Regions from separate parts of the Homo sapiens genome. Here region 2 is linked to region 1. Evidence: read pairs that join two places in POLR2A ChIA-PET (ENCODE). Cell type or tissue: PC-9. All regions are shown on one strand. Each heading gives the region's core, and the rest is flanking DNA. Links, peaks and the distances in the headings are about the cores only.

Region 1 (8,146 bases), core at 2,429-6,428:
TTTGTTTATTAATCCTAACAGGTTTTTTTGGTGCAGAATCTTTAGGGTTTTCCACATGTAAGACCATGACACCTGTGAACAAAGATAATTTTACTTCTTTACAATTTGGATGCTTTTTATTTCTTTTTCTTGCCTAATGCTCTGGCTAGGATTTCCAGTACTATGTTGAATTGAAGTGGCAGCAGTAGGCATCCCTGCCTTGTTCCTGATCTTACAAAGAGGTTCAGTGGAAAAGGGACTGAATTGACAATCAGTCAATCAACAAATACAAAGTGATAACTATGATCCAAAGGATCTTGGTTTTTAGTCTTTCTAACTTGCTTATATACTCACTTCATTACTCTAGGCTGTTTTAACCCCAATAAAAGAGGGAGCTGCATTAGATTATAAGAGTCTGTCCAAATTCAGTGCTCCTTCTAGATTTTATGGTTCCAAAAATGTTATTTAGTACCTACTAGGCATTTAACCAAGGGAAGGTATAAGAAAAGAAATATTAAATTCTCAGTAAATCAACAAAATATAACCAAGCACTTATATACAAGGTGCTAGGCAAGAAGTATTCTTGTTTCTTGCCCAGGAGGAATTTACAATATGTGAGAAAGGTAAGACATGTATATATGGGAAATACAATATCAGTAAGAGAGATGACAGTGCCATTCAAGAAGGCAGGGCATGCTTCATTGCCAAGTGAAGGACACAGGAACAATCTTTAGATAAAAGCAGTTCGCAAAGTAGGGGATATAGTGAGACTTATTCTCAACAAATGGGTAGAAAACACATTGCCAAGATGAATGACATCATGATGTATCAGGTCAGGAATCCAGAGAAGAGAACAGGCTGGAATCGTTGGAGATCGATATTGGAAAGGCTGTGTGTATGGTGAACATTTGCTTCCATTGGGCTCCGCTTTCTCCCTTATTTTGGAAACTATCCTGATTTCTTTCTAGGAAGCACTCCTTCCTCCTCATCAGCCCATGAACTGCAGGTGGAAGCACAACACTCCTTCCCTATCCCCGAGCCATAAGATTGGTCCAGGGATGGGTCTGTGACCCAATCATAGCCAAGGAACACCTGGTATGTCTGCTGGGGCTATTAGGAAAGAGGCAAGTTATCTTTCTCACTGGGCTTGAATCTGCAGCCCATTTTGCCTGCAAACCTCTTGCCACCAGGTGTGTAGAGTCTGTGAGTGGAGCCAACATGGAGAAAGCAAAACCAAGAGATGAAACCAGATCCTAGTGACTTTAGGCAAGACCCTGAATCAAGCCATTCCCAGATTGATCCAACGTTCTGTTGCAAAGTGGGCCTTGAACTAGATTTGGGTGGGTGGAAATGAATAGAGAGGGCAATCCATGCAGATTGTGCCACAAGAACTAGGGCATGTTGATGAGGGAAGGATGTGGTATCCACAGAGCTGTGCAGAAACTGCTTGAGAGAGAAGGTCTGAGTGGACAGTGTGCAAAATACCTTGCAAGATAACACCTATTTTTATTTCTTTGAGTGAGTTTATCTATTTGGACAAATCCAGTGGGACTGCTAAGGAGTGGCATGTAATGGAAAGACAAAGGAAGGGAGACAGAAAAGGCTCTAAAAATAATAGAATAACAGCAAATACTTGCTGAAAACTACATGCTAGGCACTGTAGTAAGCACTTTTTCCATTGAATTCTTTCAGCAGACCATGAGGTATTATCACATCTCCATTTTAAAATGGGGAAACTGAGGCACAAAGAAGATGTCCAAGGTGGCCTATTTAATAAGTGCCAGAGCTAATATTTTAACTTGAACCCCCAGGCTGTCTGACTAGAGCCTGCATTCTTAACCTACCTCTCCTGGCTCTGCAGACATGGTCTCTGCCTTGGGGCAGCCAAGGGCCAGCGTGGTAGTAGGGGGAAGGGGAAGGGGCCAGCTATGGCCAAATGGGGCCACAGGAGAACACAGAAGTCAAATCATTTTCCTCAGGGTGACCTGGATTTGATTATTTGTTCATTTTCACTCAGGTTTTCAAAAACAAAAAAAAATCCTTTCAAAAAAAGCTGTTGGACAAATGCTGAAACTCTGACTTGCCTGCCCCTGCTTAGCAGCCGTCATTGGAATCAGCGGAAGGCTCTGGCTGGCTGCTTCTGATCAGGCCTGCCAGCCTCCTGGGCTGGCTGAGGACACTCACAGCGGGAGCAGGTTCCTTAAGACAAGCCCCCTTCGCTGGCCCTGGCTTGCTCCCTCCTCTCTCCCTGTCTGTTTCCACCTCTGTGTCCCCTTCCCTTGGACTGCCTCAGGAAAAGGAAGAACAAAGTTTTTTTTAAAAAAAGAAGTTTAATGAAACCACACACTTGTATTTCCAACTATTGACATTGGATTTGTGCTTCTCCAGCTCTGCCATTTGGGACAAGTCTTTCTCCTCCTCTCTTCACCCGATGGTGTAATGCAAACAGACCATAAAAAAATAAACTTTCCCCTCAAATATTATCTTAGGCCTCATTTTATCATGCTTCCTTGAGCTGTCTCTGTAAAAGGGAAGAAAAAAGAATGTGGGTTTTAGTTTGCACCAGGCTGGATGGAGAGGGCCCTGTAGCTGGGTCTTCCCAGTGTGGACTCTCTCCTTTGGCTTGTGGTCTCCTTCCCAGAGCACTCAGTGGCTGTTCCATTTCCATTTGTGCCTCACCTAGGTCCCCCACATCAATTCTCCAGTTCTTGTCCATTCACCTGAAAAATGGGCTAATAACACCTACCTACAAGGTTCTGCAACACAAAGGGACTCAGAACACAGGGCGGGTACAATGCAAGGGGAGGCGGTGGGCTCTGATCTAACTGCAGAGAATATGCCCCTGCCTAAATGCAGTCTTGCTCCACTTAAAAGCAAAACAAACAACAAGTGAAAACACTCTGTGATGGCCAAAACAAAACATTGCAAGGTGAGTTTGGGCTTGAAGCTACCTGTTTTGAACTCCACAGGGACTAAGTGAGACAATATTTGAGAGAGAGGCCTTAAAATCCACATTCCCTAGAGTGGACAATGCCCACAATTTACCTCCTAAGGTGAGTGAGCATGAGGACCTTCCCTCCATGAAGGTGGGCTCTGACGGGGTGGGGAGATGGGAAGAAAAACTGAGATTCACAGGGCCTGGAATGATCTCTCAGGAGGTCAAAGGACCTGGGGAGAGAAGGCTGGGCCAATCGAGGCCAGGTTGACCTTTACAACAGTTTTGCCACATTCAGATCTTAGCAACTAGTACATGTATGTGACAAAGCTTTGAATTCTGAAGAAACAAACAAACAAAAAAATCAAGCATTTACCCTGATGGTCCCATTTGAACTGCATCATTGGTAACCAGAGTGGAACAGGAGACATTTCAAATTGGAATTTTGCCATTCTGTAACCCCAAATAAATGAACACCTATGGTTATTATTAAAATAATAATTATTTTAAAGATGATTACACTTTCTGGAGAACAAAGGCACCACCACCTATGACGTTGTCTTGCCAAAAATAATCAAACCCACATTGGATCAAGCCTATAGATCCAACTAGCAATTTACAGGAAATACAGGGGCCAGAGGAACACATCAATGGCACCGTGGGGGTACAAGTGGCAAAATCTATGCTGTGGGAAACTCTACCAATGATCTAGTTCTTGTAACACATACATTCACAAGGGGAAAGGAGTGTGGTAAAGGGGAAGTCTGTACATTAAAAGAGACTTTAAAATATTTAAAAAGTAAAACTAAACCACAATGTTGAAGGATGCACATGTGGACTGATAATGGCATGAGGAAAGGAAGGAGGGTGTTTCCATAAGAGGCAAGTAAGTGGTCGCCTCTTGAGGGCAAAGAGGGAGGGGTGAGGAAACAGTCTCATTTTCTATTGCTTATAAAAGAATACCTGAAACCGGGTAATTTACAAAGAAAAGGAATTTATTTCTTACAGTTATGGAGGCTGAGAAGTTCAAGGTCAAGTTACCACGTCTGGCGAGAGACATTCTTGATGGTAGGCACTTTCTGCAGAGTCCTAAACTGGTACAGAGCATTGCATGGCAAGGGGGCTGAGTGCTAGCTCAGGTCTCTCTTCCTCTTCTTATAAACCACGAGTCCCACTCCCATGATAGTCCATTAATCTATTAATCCATAAATGGATAACCTTCATTTTTTAATAATTTATTAAGCTATACATTTATTTTCTGTGTCTGTGCTAATTTTTTTTTTATCATATAAAGATTTTTTAAGTACATGCCCCTGATTCTTCCTCTCCTCCTACCCCTACAAATTTGGAGCCCTTTTACTATCAGCTGCCAATTTCTGAGTTCTAAATTCTGCCCAGCTCCCTATCCTCCTTTTCCTAGATTACCTCCTGATGATATTTTATATCAATCATAACGAGTTGCTATGCTACAGAAACAAATAACCCCAAGATCTCAGTGGCTTAAAACAAAGGTTTACTTCTTGCTTATGCTACATGTCCATCATATCTCAGCAGGGGGCCTCTGCTCACCTTTGTTGCTCAGAGACTTAGGCTAACAGAGCAGCCACCTCCTCCGATATCCTCAGGGGCTAGGACACGACTGACTGTCCATCAAATGGTTTGGCACGGAACTGACACATGTAACTTCTGCTCACAATCCATTGGCTAGACTGGTCACGTGGAACCGTCCAACCACAAGGAGGAGGAAGTGCTGTGCTGTGAATGTGCCCAAAAGTATTTGGTTGGTACACATTAATAAGCAGTCCTTGCTTTTTATGGCACTGATGTGCACAAGTTTCAGTTTAGCGAAATAATACCCGTTCCCAAAAACTAGTTCAAATTTCAGTCACCACAGTATATATTAACTATAATTGCATAAAGTACAAACTTCACTGCCTGCTTGCCAGTCCGCAAATCATGATATAAACAACAGATGCACATCATGATGAACCAATCACATCACTTCTTTCAAAGCCTGTCCTTGATTAGTCATTGCATATCTGTTACTCAGTTCATGCCCAGACAGCAAAATGTGAAGTTGTGTTGCCTCCTTGTCTTCCAGTGATAAATCCATGTGATGAAAATTTTACAAAAAATGGATCACTGGATAGAGGGTAAGCTAACAAAAATAAAAATGCAACAAAGAAACAAAAAGTGATAATGCCGGCAGTAAACTGGATGTGATTAGATTGAAGATGTGAAATTGGCAAGAGCAGAGCAAAGACTGGATGCACCATGGCCTGCATGGAGCTATGGAACAAACTGCACTGGAAAAATCCAATGTGTATTAAAAGCAAGGTAACGTTGCTTCATCTCTTAGTTTAAATTGCAATAGGACCAGAAAGCTGCTTATGCTTGGAGAGTTTTCTACTTTGGATTGAAGACTGTAATATTTCAAAATCCGAAGTAGTTTGGCTTGCATCCTGGCCAAAGCATTGATCTTAGTTGCCACATTGAAAGAAAATGGTAATTACAAGGATACTGAAGAAGAATATTTTACTGCCAGTAAAGGCTTGTTTCCTCATTCCAGAATTTAGCATGAATTGATTGATGTCAAGCTAGTGATGAAGCTGCTAGCACATGTAAGCATGCAGCTGGGAAATCTGCATCCAGATTCCAAGAAAATGAAGATGTGCCAGTGGAAGTGGCACTGGCAAAAAACTTCACCTTCAAGGAATTCTTATAGATATTTTGTAACATTGCAAGAGCAAAGGATAAAACATTAGGACCTGACTTAGAACTAGACTACACTTACAACAAAGTACGACAATTCACCAAGGCATAGAAAAGTTGCTCCAGCTGTATCATAAGCTATACAGTAAGGGGAGAAAGGCAAGAACTGTGCAAACTACTTTTGATATGTTCTTTACAAAGAAATAAAACACCTTAATTCTCAATGTTTCTAATGTTTTAAATTACAGTGTAATAAATAAATATTAGTTTTGTTAATTTTTCATTTCCCCATGCATTTATAAACAACAGTAAGAGAATGTTTAATGTTTTGACAAAAATGTTTAAAGGTCACAGAACAACTGTAATTATTCCCTTCGATTAAGATTGCTTTGCAGGGTTTCAGCTTACACAGTCATTTTTATGGTCTTGCATTACTATGCAAAATAAGGACTTCCCGTATACATAACTGGTTTATGTGGAGTTAGATTCCAATTTCCGCACGTCTATCTGCGCCAACTCACTTGCATGGAGTGTGAGAAAACTCCTGGAAAAAATAATTTGAACCATAGGGTTAGGCAGGAATAGGGATTCCAGGTATAGTTTGGAGGCTATTAAACCCTAACCTGATCCAGCCACCTTGATGGCCTATGTGTGGCCCTCAGTGGAAAAGAGCTTTGTAGATAAAATGAGCCCAACTGCACCCATATAGAGCCCACCACTCTGCTGTGGGATCCAGAGAGAAGAATGTCTATGCAAAGGGATGATTTTTTCATTTACTGTACGGAGGTGGGGTGTATAGATATATCAAGCTACAACCGAAATAAAGACTCAAAACCTGGTTTGGGCTGAGCATCCATGGGACCTCCCGGAGCCATCTGGGCCTTCTGACAATGGTGAAGCTCGCAGAACCTATCTGATGCCCAAGAGCAGCAGTGTTGGTGGGAGCATCTGCTCTGGGGAGCAGAGAGGAGGCCATCAACACTGTGGTATAAGCAGCAGCCTCAGAAGAGGGTGGAGAGCAGTGGCCAAGCAGCAGTGTGATCTGTTGAGGATGTGTGGGCTCCAGATGGTCGCTCAGGTGTTCTGGGGAGAAAGCAGGGTAGGGTCAGTGTGGAGAGCTCTTGCAAGGGGGCTGAGGTTCTGGAGTTATATTTAGTGGGAGCTCTAAGCTCAGGAAATTTACACTACATCAATGTACTATTTTTTCATGCTGGCAGTGAGGCCTGGGAACATTAGGGCTGTTTATATAGGTAGGGTGGCTATATAATTTATTGTTCAAACTGTGGATATTTTAAAAGTAAAAAGCATTGCTATTAATAATAATTAAATCTCTTGGTAATGAAAGTCACAAGAGGATTGTCCCAGGCAAACCAGTCTGTATGGTCATCTTAGTTATGGATGCAATCCAGGTAATTGTAAATTAGAGGTCAAATCAGAATTAGTAAAAACGAGTGAATTTGCTGGTGTTGCTGCAACTGGCGGTGCAGGCAGAGCTCCCTGGAGTGGACTCTGAGATAGAGATGAGTGTGCAGGATACTAACTAGAGAGTGTACCCAGGATCAACATCTGTGGAAGAGAAGGGAGAAAAACAGGATTGGACAAAAGGAGATGCTGGAATGTCCTGCAGTCTCATCAAAGGCCTTAGCTGACCCCATGGGGAACTCTGGGCCCGGATGACCTGCAGAGCTGCCCCAAGTTGGGGTGAGGCAGATGGGCCTCCATTCTCCATGTCAACCAGTCATTGGATTTGGTTGCCCCAAGAGCTCTCTCCAGCTGAGGGCAGATTTCAGAGAGCGCTGACAGGTGGCAGGACTCCCAAAAGTCCTGAAGAGAGGTCAGGGTGTTATATCACAGCATCCACAGCCCTAAAGGAGCGGAGGGTTTGAATTAAAAATATTTGTATTTTACTTAAAGGTATGTACTTTAAGGTCAGTCATTAGTCAAATCCTGCCAGAGATCCTGCTGCGTCTGTTTTGAAAAAGAGATGAGAGTCGATGGAATTAGCATACTAGATGCTTATATGCAAATGGTATTACCAAAAAGGGGGACCTGGTCTCTCAAATCAGTAAAATAGCACCAGTCTTCTTGGTACGACTTTGAAAACTTTTTCCCTAGGTAAACTTCTCCCCAACTCTATTTGGTGATATCTCTATTTAAGATACCTACGTCAGGCTTACTATGTTCCAGGCACAGTGTGAAGCACCACGGAAGTATTAATCCACTTCATTCTCATAACAAAACTATGAAGTAGGCATTACAGACAAGGAAACAGAGACCCCCGAGGCCAGGTCATCTGCCTCAAGTGGTGGTGCCAGCATGTGGACCCAAGTATCACATCTCCGGAGACTCTGCTTTTCATCATGCCACACTGGCTCTCTGGTCCACCATTTAATTTAGTAGGTACAATATCACTGCAATAAAATGTAACGAGTATCCATTAAGCTCCTGTCAGTTGCCATGTTCAATCTTTGAAGAAAATAAAAATCTCTGGGGTGATACAAAGAAGTAAAATAATAATAA
Region 2 (8,146 bases), core at 2,122-6,121, 420 kb after region 1:
TTAGGTGTCCTGAGAGAGGAGGGAGAACCTCTCTCCAAGTCAGCCCTTCGTGTGCCTTTGTCTTTCTGTTTCCTCATCAGTAAAAACTTCCTAACTGCCCAACTGGAGTATTCCAGGGATCACGAGGGTAATTTGATATAAATGTAACCCATACATGCTAAGCAAGTCTAAGGGACTGTTATCTATAGAGAGAGCAAGGAATATTAAGTGAGGAATTTTATTATTGACAATTTTAAACACATACTAAAGTACAAGAATTTATAGCCAATAGTTTTAACACACAACCCCCTGCGGCAAGACCACATTGGATTATACTAAATTAATTCTCAAATATGTAGATATAAGTATTTCCGAATATTTAAAGTCTCCTTTAAAAGCACAACCATAGTTCATTACTTTAAAAAATTGGCGGTAGTTTCTCAATCCTACCAATATTGAGGCAATGTTCAAATTTCCTCATTTGGCTTAGAAATGAACTTTGGCAGATGGTGTTTCAAATCAGGATTCAAACAAGGTTAACACCTCGCACTGAGTTGATCAGGGAAGGGACTTTTCCCTAGGGGTTAGGCTAATCTTCTCGGCCCGCCAGGCCTGGGAGACCTCTAGCCAGGGTTTGCTTAGACCCAGCCAAAGCAGTGGTTCCCCATCACCTCTTGACCATTGATTCATCACTTTGGAAGGTCTCTTGGACATTTATCCACTGGTTGAGTAGCCTTTTGAAGGTTTGGAGACCCACAAAAAGTGGGTGCTCGTTGGGGTGCATTTGGGAGAGGTTGGGGGCAGGCAGACAGCTAATGCTTTGCTAAGGTGTGGCTTTTTTTTTTATTTTTTGAGATGGAGTCTCACTCTGTCACCCAGTCTGGAGTGCAGTGGCATGATCTTGACTCACTGCAACCTCCGCCTCCTGGCCTCAAGCAATTCTCCTGCCTTAGCCTCCCAGGTAGCTGGGATTACAGGCGAGCATCACCATGTCTGGCTAATTTTTTATATTTTAGTAGAGACAGGGTTTCACCATGTTGCCCAGGGTGGTCTTGAACTCCTGAGCTCAGGCAATCCACCTGCCTCGACCTCCCAGAGTGCTGGGATTACCGTCTTGAGCCAACACGCCCAGCCCTAAGGTGTGGTTTAAATCAGGGTCTTTAAAAGCAGGCGCTAGAATCGCTGCCTCTTCCTTTTCCAAACCCTCCTCCTCTTCCTCTAAGCCTCATCTTCATCACCAACCCTGTTCTGCTTTTCACCTGCTCCCTCAGCTCAGCCCCTGTAGCACTTAGCAGTCACCACCTTTACCACCATTTTCCCGCAATCATCTGACTTCAATAGAAGCCAACCTCCCTTAAAGAGTTAGCTGTTCTGTACACAATATATATCTTGTCTCTTCGCCAGTTCCTAGACCCAGCAACCTCCCACAGCATCTGGCACATACTTGACCAAAGCACCTAAGTCCTGTTGGTGCCTGACAGGCTTACAAATGGAATCCTTGCAAACTAATATTCTTTAAATACTTGCTTAAAATGTATTAAGTGGGACAGGGCAAGGCTGATTTAATAAATATGCCTCTTCCTATATATATTCAAAATAAGGGATTGATTTCCTAAATGCACTGAACACATCTGAAATTTTTTATTCTTATCAAAATAATGCAAACCTACAGTTACAGATCAAGTAGTATATACTTTTTTTTTTTTGAGACAGAGTTTCGCTCTTGTTGCCCAGGCTGGAGTACAATGGTATGATCTTGGCTCACCGCAGACTCCACCTCCCAGGTTCAAGTGATTCTCCTGCCTCAGCCTCCCTAGTAGCTGGGATTACAGGCATGTGCCACCATGCCCAGCTAATTTTGTATTTTTAGTAGAGACGGGGTTTCTCCATGTTGGTCAGTCTGGTCTCGAACTCCCGACCTCAGGTGATCCACCCTCCTTGGCCTGCCAAAGTGCTGGGATTACAGGCATGAGCCACCGTGCCCAGCCTGCACACTTTTGATTTTTAGTTCCTCTAGTGGATCTAGGGTTGCTAGACTTAGGAGAAAAAAAAAATACAGGATGCCCTGTCAAATTCAAATGTCAGATAAACAATGAATAGATACGTCCCAAATACTGCATAATATTATATTTTATCTGGCCCTAGGTGGATTTCCCCATATAACATATACCCATTATACTTGTAATATACTTTTATTTCTACTTCTTCATTTACCATTTTTTCAGGTATCTGTGGAATTCTGAGTGTGAATTTCAATGTTCAGTATTTAGATATTCCTGTCTTCTATGGTTTGCCTTTGTAACTTTGATAAAATGTTTAAACCTATATTTATGGATCCGTCAACTTTCCCCAGTGCCTCTTGACTATCTGCTTTGCAAGTTGAGGATATTATTACAAATATCCTCTCCTCTAACCTTTCTTTTCCTTTCTACATCCCACCTTCTGCCACTACAGTTGTACTTTTACATTATTAAGGTTAAAGTTTCTATTCTGTCCTGCCACACACCCTAGTTTTTAAATTTTTTTATTATACTTTAAGTTCTATGGTACATATACACAACATGCAGTTTTGTTACATATGTATACATGGGCCATGTTGGTGTGCTGCACCTGTTAACTCATCATTTACATTAGCTATATCTCCTAATGCTATCCCTCCCCCCCTCCCCCCACCCCACAACAGGCCCCGGTGTGTGATGTTCCCCTTCCTGTGTCCAAGTGTTCTCATTGTTCAATTCCCACCTATGAGTGAGAACATGTGGTGTTTGGTTTTCTGTCCTTGTGATAGTTTGCTCAGAATGATGGATTCCAGCTTCATCCATGTCCCTACAAAGGACATGAACTCATCCTTTTTTATGACTGCATAGTATTCCATGGTGTATATGTGCCACAATTTCTTAATCCAGTCTATCATTGATGGACATTTGGGTTGGTTCCAAGTCTCTGCTATTGTGAATAGTGCTGCAGTAAACATACGTGTGCATGTGTCTTTATAGCAGCATGATTTATAATCCTTTGGGTATATACCCAATAATGGGATGGCTGGGTCAAATGGTATTTCTAGTTCTAGATCCTTGAGGAGTTGCCACACTGTCTTCCACAATGGTTGAACTAGTTTATAGTCCCACCAACAGTGTAAAAGCGTTCCTATTTCTCCACATCCTCTCCAGCACCTGTTGTTTCCTGACTTTTTAATGATCGTCATTCTAACTGGTGTGAGATAGTATCTCATTGTGGTTTTGATTTGTATTTCTCTGATGGCCAGTGATGATGAGCATTTTTTCATGTGTCTATTGGCTGCATAAGTGTCTTCTTTTGAGAAGTGTCTGTTCATATCCTTTGCCCGCTTTTTGATGGGGTTAATTTTTTCTTGTAAATTTGTTTAAGTTCTTTGTAGATTCTGGATATTAGCCCTTTGTCAGATGCACACACCCTAGTTTTCTAAGCTTTGTTTAAAGGTTGAGTCTTAAAATGGGAAACTGATCACATTGGCTTCATTGTATTATTATGTAATTCTTATTTACTAATAGTAATATTAGGATTATACTTCCTGCTCTTCAAGTTCAGTGTCATGATCACTGGACCTCTAAAAAGAGTGTATTTCCAGCACCAAGTCAAAAGGATTCTCATTGCTTATACTTCGTCAGTTGCTTCATATCATGTCTCCTAGTTTGCTTCATATTCAGAGCTTGACTTTTTTTTAACCCAATTTTTCTCCATAGGGTTTCCAGATGCCTTTATTCTTGCTTGCATTATTTGCTATTATGTTAATTTTCTTTTCATTTTTGTTTTTTTGTGTGTGTTTTTTTTTTTTTTTTTTTTTTTTTAGAGACAGGGTCTTGCTATGTTGCCCAGGCTGAGCTTGAACTCCTGGGCTCAAACTATCATCCCACCTTAGCCTCCTGGGTAGCTGAGACTACAGGCACATGCCACCATGCTCAGCTCTGTGTTATTTTAAATCTGAATTTTAAATGAATTATGTTCTCTAATCTACTAATAATTGCCTTTCCCCTGTTCCTCTTAAGTCTTCTGTGATCCCACAGCAGTATGGCTGGCTGCTCTCCAAGGTGCTGCACAGCTGTCCCCTTGAGACTCTTTATGGCTTTCCTAAGTTCAACCTCAGATTTTCTTCTCTCTCCCATCTTATGTCCTGCTTTTGCAGGAGTAACTTGCTCCAGCAACTTCCTAAGAAAGGGCCTGTTGGAGGTAAACTTTCTGTACCTGTTTGTTTGAAAACTCTCCTGTTGTCCTCTTCTTGGTGGATAGTTTGTGTATAGGATTCTAGACTGAAAACCGTTTTCCCTCAGCACCCATTATTTTCCAGCATCTAGTGTTGCTGAGAAGTCTGATGCCATTCTGACTGCTGCTTATTTGTAGGTGTCCGGCTCTTTTGCTTTGGAGACTTTTACAATCTATTCTTTTTACTTCATGTTTTGAAATTTTACCTGGATTATGTCTAGTTGTGGATCTTTTTCATAGGACTATTCTCATTCAGCCCTAGGAAATGTTCTTCTGTGCTTTGAGAATTCTCTCCCCTTTACTTCTTTTTTCTTTCTAGGATGCCTTTTAGATCTTGGATTATTACATATGTCTTTTATTATTTTCCCCCTCATATTTTCTCATTTTGTCTTTCTGCTCTATGCTTTGTGATATTTCAACTTTTTAGTCCTTCTACTATTTTATTTCACCAATTGCATTTTTAATTTCCAAGAGCTCATTCTGTTCTCAAGATCCCATTTTTAGAATGTATTATCTTCCCAATTCTGTTCGAGAATTCTAAAAAAATTTTTGAGTAATCTGTTCTTTAAGTTCTGTTTCCCCAGAAGTGATATTTTTCTGTTTTTTTTTTTTAAGAGATAGGGTCTTGCTACATTGTCCAAACTGTCCTCAAACTTCCAGGCTCAAGTGATTCTCCTGCCTCAGCCTCCAGAATAGCTAGGACTACAGATACATGCCACTGCACTAGGTAACTGCTTGTTTATTTTCATATATTTCATTCATGCAAATGGTTCTCCTCATTTCTCCATTTATGCCTCCTCAGTCATCACAGTAAACCCAAATTTTGGAAAATAAAAGCACTATAGATGGTGTGGATTTACTGTGCAATTGTGTACATACCTTTCCTGAATCTTTCTGAGGTTTCCTGGGTGAACCGGCTTCCATCTTCTCTGTTGCCCCTCCATAGAGCATTTTATGTGGCCGTCATCAGCTGTTTCCTCTAATAATGTCTCCCATACACTTCACATATTCCAGAAATCTGCTTACATCTCTTATCTGTGGGTGACCTCCTCCTCCTCTCCTTAGTATTATGGGTTTATGTCTTTTTGGAATTCTAAAACTATTTCAGCAAGATTTCTGGAAAGATGGGAGGCAAATGTGTGTACTGGGTTTCCATCTTGAACAATAAGGAGATTCAGAAAACTATCTTTTTGAACATTGTTTTTTCATTTTTAATTGCTTCATCTTTCAGCAGCTTGGTGCCCAGGTCCAGGAGGTTCACCTGAGGTTTAGGGTTTCCTCAGGAATTGTTTACAGATTCTCGGCATCCCGTGGCCCTCTTACAAATGATACACATAAACTAGGAACACTTCCCAGGTTCAAGCGATTCTCCTGCCTCAGCCTCCTGAATAGATGCGATTCCTAGGCACAAGCCACCATGCTCACCTAATTTTTGTATTTTTAGTTTTTCCCAGATTCCCTGCTTTTCCCACATTTCTTCTTGTGCAGGCTTGTGATCCCCAGGAGTCAGAATGAAGGAGGCCAGCTTCCTTGTATACAACTTGTACACATCTTGTTGAGACACTCTACCACACTGGTGGGCTTCCCTTCACCCTGCATTCCCTTCTGCTCCCATCATCAGCCTGGCTTAGCCCCTTGGTACCCTTCAGATCTCTGCTGTGGCTCATTTCCTTAGAAAAGTCCTCCCTGTTCCCCTTGACTCAGTGAAGTCCCTGTATTGTATGGGCTCATGGGACAATTATTCTCTCCTTTGCAGCACTTAGCTCAGTTTGTGGTCCTTGTGAAGCAAGATCATGTCTATTTTCTGTTTCACCTTAATGTCCTGAGCATTTGAACACAGTGCCTGGCACATAGCAGGTAGGTGATAAATAGCTGCTCAATGAAGAATGATCATTGATATGGTTTGGCTGTGTCCCCACCCAAATCTCATCTTGAATTGTAGCTCCCATAATTCCCATGTGTTGTGGAAGGGACCCAGTGGGAGACAATTGAATCATGGTGGCGGTTCCCCCATGCTGTTCTCGTGGTAGTTAATAAGTCTCATGAGATCTGATGGTTTTATAAGGGGTTTCACTTTTGCTTGGCTCCCATTCTCTCTTGCCACCGCCATGTAAGAAGTGCCTTTTGCCTTCCACCATGATTGTGAGGCCTCCTCAGCCACATGGGATTGTGAGTCCATTAAACCTCTTTTTCTTTATAAATTACCCAGTCTTGGGTATGTTTTCATCGGCAGTGTGAAAATGGACTAATACAATCAGGAAGATGGCCACAGAGAAACATTCCTTCAGCTCATTATAATTTCAGAAATAACTCACACCTACCCCACATACCCCCCACCTTAGAGGCCTGAAATTCAACAGGGCACAAACATCTGGGCCCTCAGCAGCTTTGACCAAGGCTGGATCACAGACTTCCCAGGACTCTTTCGTGAAGCCTCAGCCCCATCCATGATGAGCCCACAGGTCAGGGAGGCGGATTCTGGTGCAGCCCACAGGGCTGGAAGCTCATATGGCCTTCTGACCACCCAAGCCTTCTGCAGGGACTTTGTTCAGGCAAAGTTGTGACTTGACTCTGGACAAGGCCGGTGAAGCTTGGCAGGAAGGAAAACAACAGACTCCCCCCAAAGGGCCAGGAGGAATTTTCTTAGCTGAGGCCACAGACCCCCAGGGGGGTGGGCCCAGAGGCTGCTCAGACAACCAATGGCGACAACCCTGGCTGGGAACAATAGAGCCCCACACCTCAGCTACCTTTTGGGCTCTGGCTTCCCAGTGGTGAAGCCTTATTAAATTTGGGATTACCATGTGTAAAGCACAGTCTGAATTTTGTTTGCTCTGCCATGTAACTTGCCTTTCTAAACACTCAGTCAGAGCTGCAGTTAATCTACTGACCATGGGCTTAACCGGCAGGTGGCCAGGAGGCCCCCACCAAATTCCTCCTGACCCTTTGTTACCTGGCCTGGAAAGGAGAGACTTCTTGTTTGGGAAGTGTTTCTCCTCCCCCCGAACATTTTCAGTATTAAGAGTCTTTTGTCACCATAAATCTGGAGCGGGGATTATGACGGGCAGGCTGTCACCCAGATTGTTTCCTCCAGAGGATAATGGGAAAAGTTTGCGGCCTGGCCTAATGAAACCTTTCTTCCAGGGACAATGCCATTTCCATTAAATTAAAGCTCAAGCCTTAACAATGCCCCAGAACAAACCCAATTTGAATATTTAATTTGGGATGGAAGGAGCTGGGTAAACACCTCACTCCCATCAGCCCCTTTCTGGAGACCCCTTGCAGCAAACTCAAGGGAAGAGTCCTGGGTTGTTGATGTCAGGTTAGCACCTTTCGTTGCCAGTATCAAAGGTGGAAAATTCCAAATCATTAATATTCAATTGACAATAAAGAATGTAGTCCTAACTGAAAAAAAAATCTAGGAAGTGAATACTGATCAGATAAGCAATGAACTAAAATCTGTTTGTTCTGAGCCTTGCAAGCTACAAAGCCTTTAGGATGGGAGCTCTCTCCCCCAGCCCACTGCTCACGACGCACAGGCAGCCCAGGGGTCCTCTGAGAATTGTATGCTGCCTCACACCGCACCCAAATTCCTCCCTCTTTGATTCTTCAAAGAGAATGTCTAAAAGGAAGAAATGTCTAAATGTGCTTGATTTAAAAAAAAATTACTGTAGTGACGTCAAGTGCACTGTAAGGGAACAGAATTTTTTGTATCTTCCTTCTCTACTTGGCAACCAGGCAGCCAGGCAACCAGCACCTGTGAGACAGAGTTCTGTGTGGGCTCCTCTGCATCAAGAGTCAGAATTACCCAGGAATAATTTATCCGCAGATTCTCTGTGCAGTTTTCTTGTCCCTACTCACAGCACATCAGCTGATTGTTGGGCTTCTTTTTGTCCCTTGCTTCCTGGTGAAGACCCATCTTTTGTTCTGT

Evidence for each region. ChIA-PET counts read pairs that join two places held together with the same protein. Peaks named below come from ENCODE experiments on the same cell type or tissue, not always from the same donor. Only the 100,000 strongest peaks of a DNase experiment are listed, where the experiment ranks them.
Region 2: POLR2A ChIA-PET joins it to region 1 with 7 read pairs; 1 of 35 experiments calls an interaction of 5 or more read pairs at or near these places.

The regions. Positions count from the first base shown.
Region 1 is chr2:45,207,437-45,215,582 of GRCh38, reverse strand. The region is part of intron 1 of LINC01121 (long intergenic non-protein coding RNA 1121); the gene reads left to right. It overlaps LOC105374576 (a long non-coding RNA gene), which reads right to left. Exons shown (of 3, transcript XR_940041.2): 1 at 7,793-8,146; 2 at 6,462-6,709; 3 at 3,910-6,170. Among named protein-coding and RNA genes, the nearest start is that of LINC01121, 43 kb to the left of the region's middle. In PC-9, for the core only: no CTCF peak of the experiment used is centred there; a DNase peak (open chromatin) is centred at 4,562; H3K27ac peaks cover 396 bases.
Region 2 is chr2:44,789,435-44,797,580 of GRCh38, reverse strand. No RefSeq gene overlaps it. Among named protein-coding and RNA genes, the nearest start is that of LINC01833, 150 kb to the left of the region's middle. RefSeq lists an enhancer at 6,926-7,629. In PC-9, for the core only: no CTCF peak of the experiment used is centred there; a DNase peak (open chromatin) is centred at 4,070.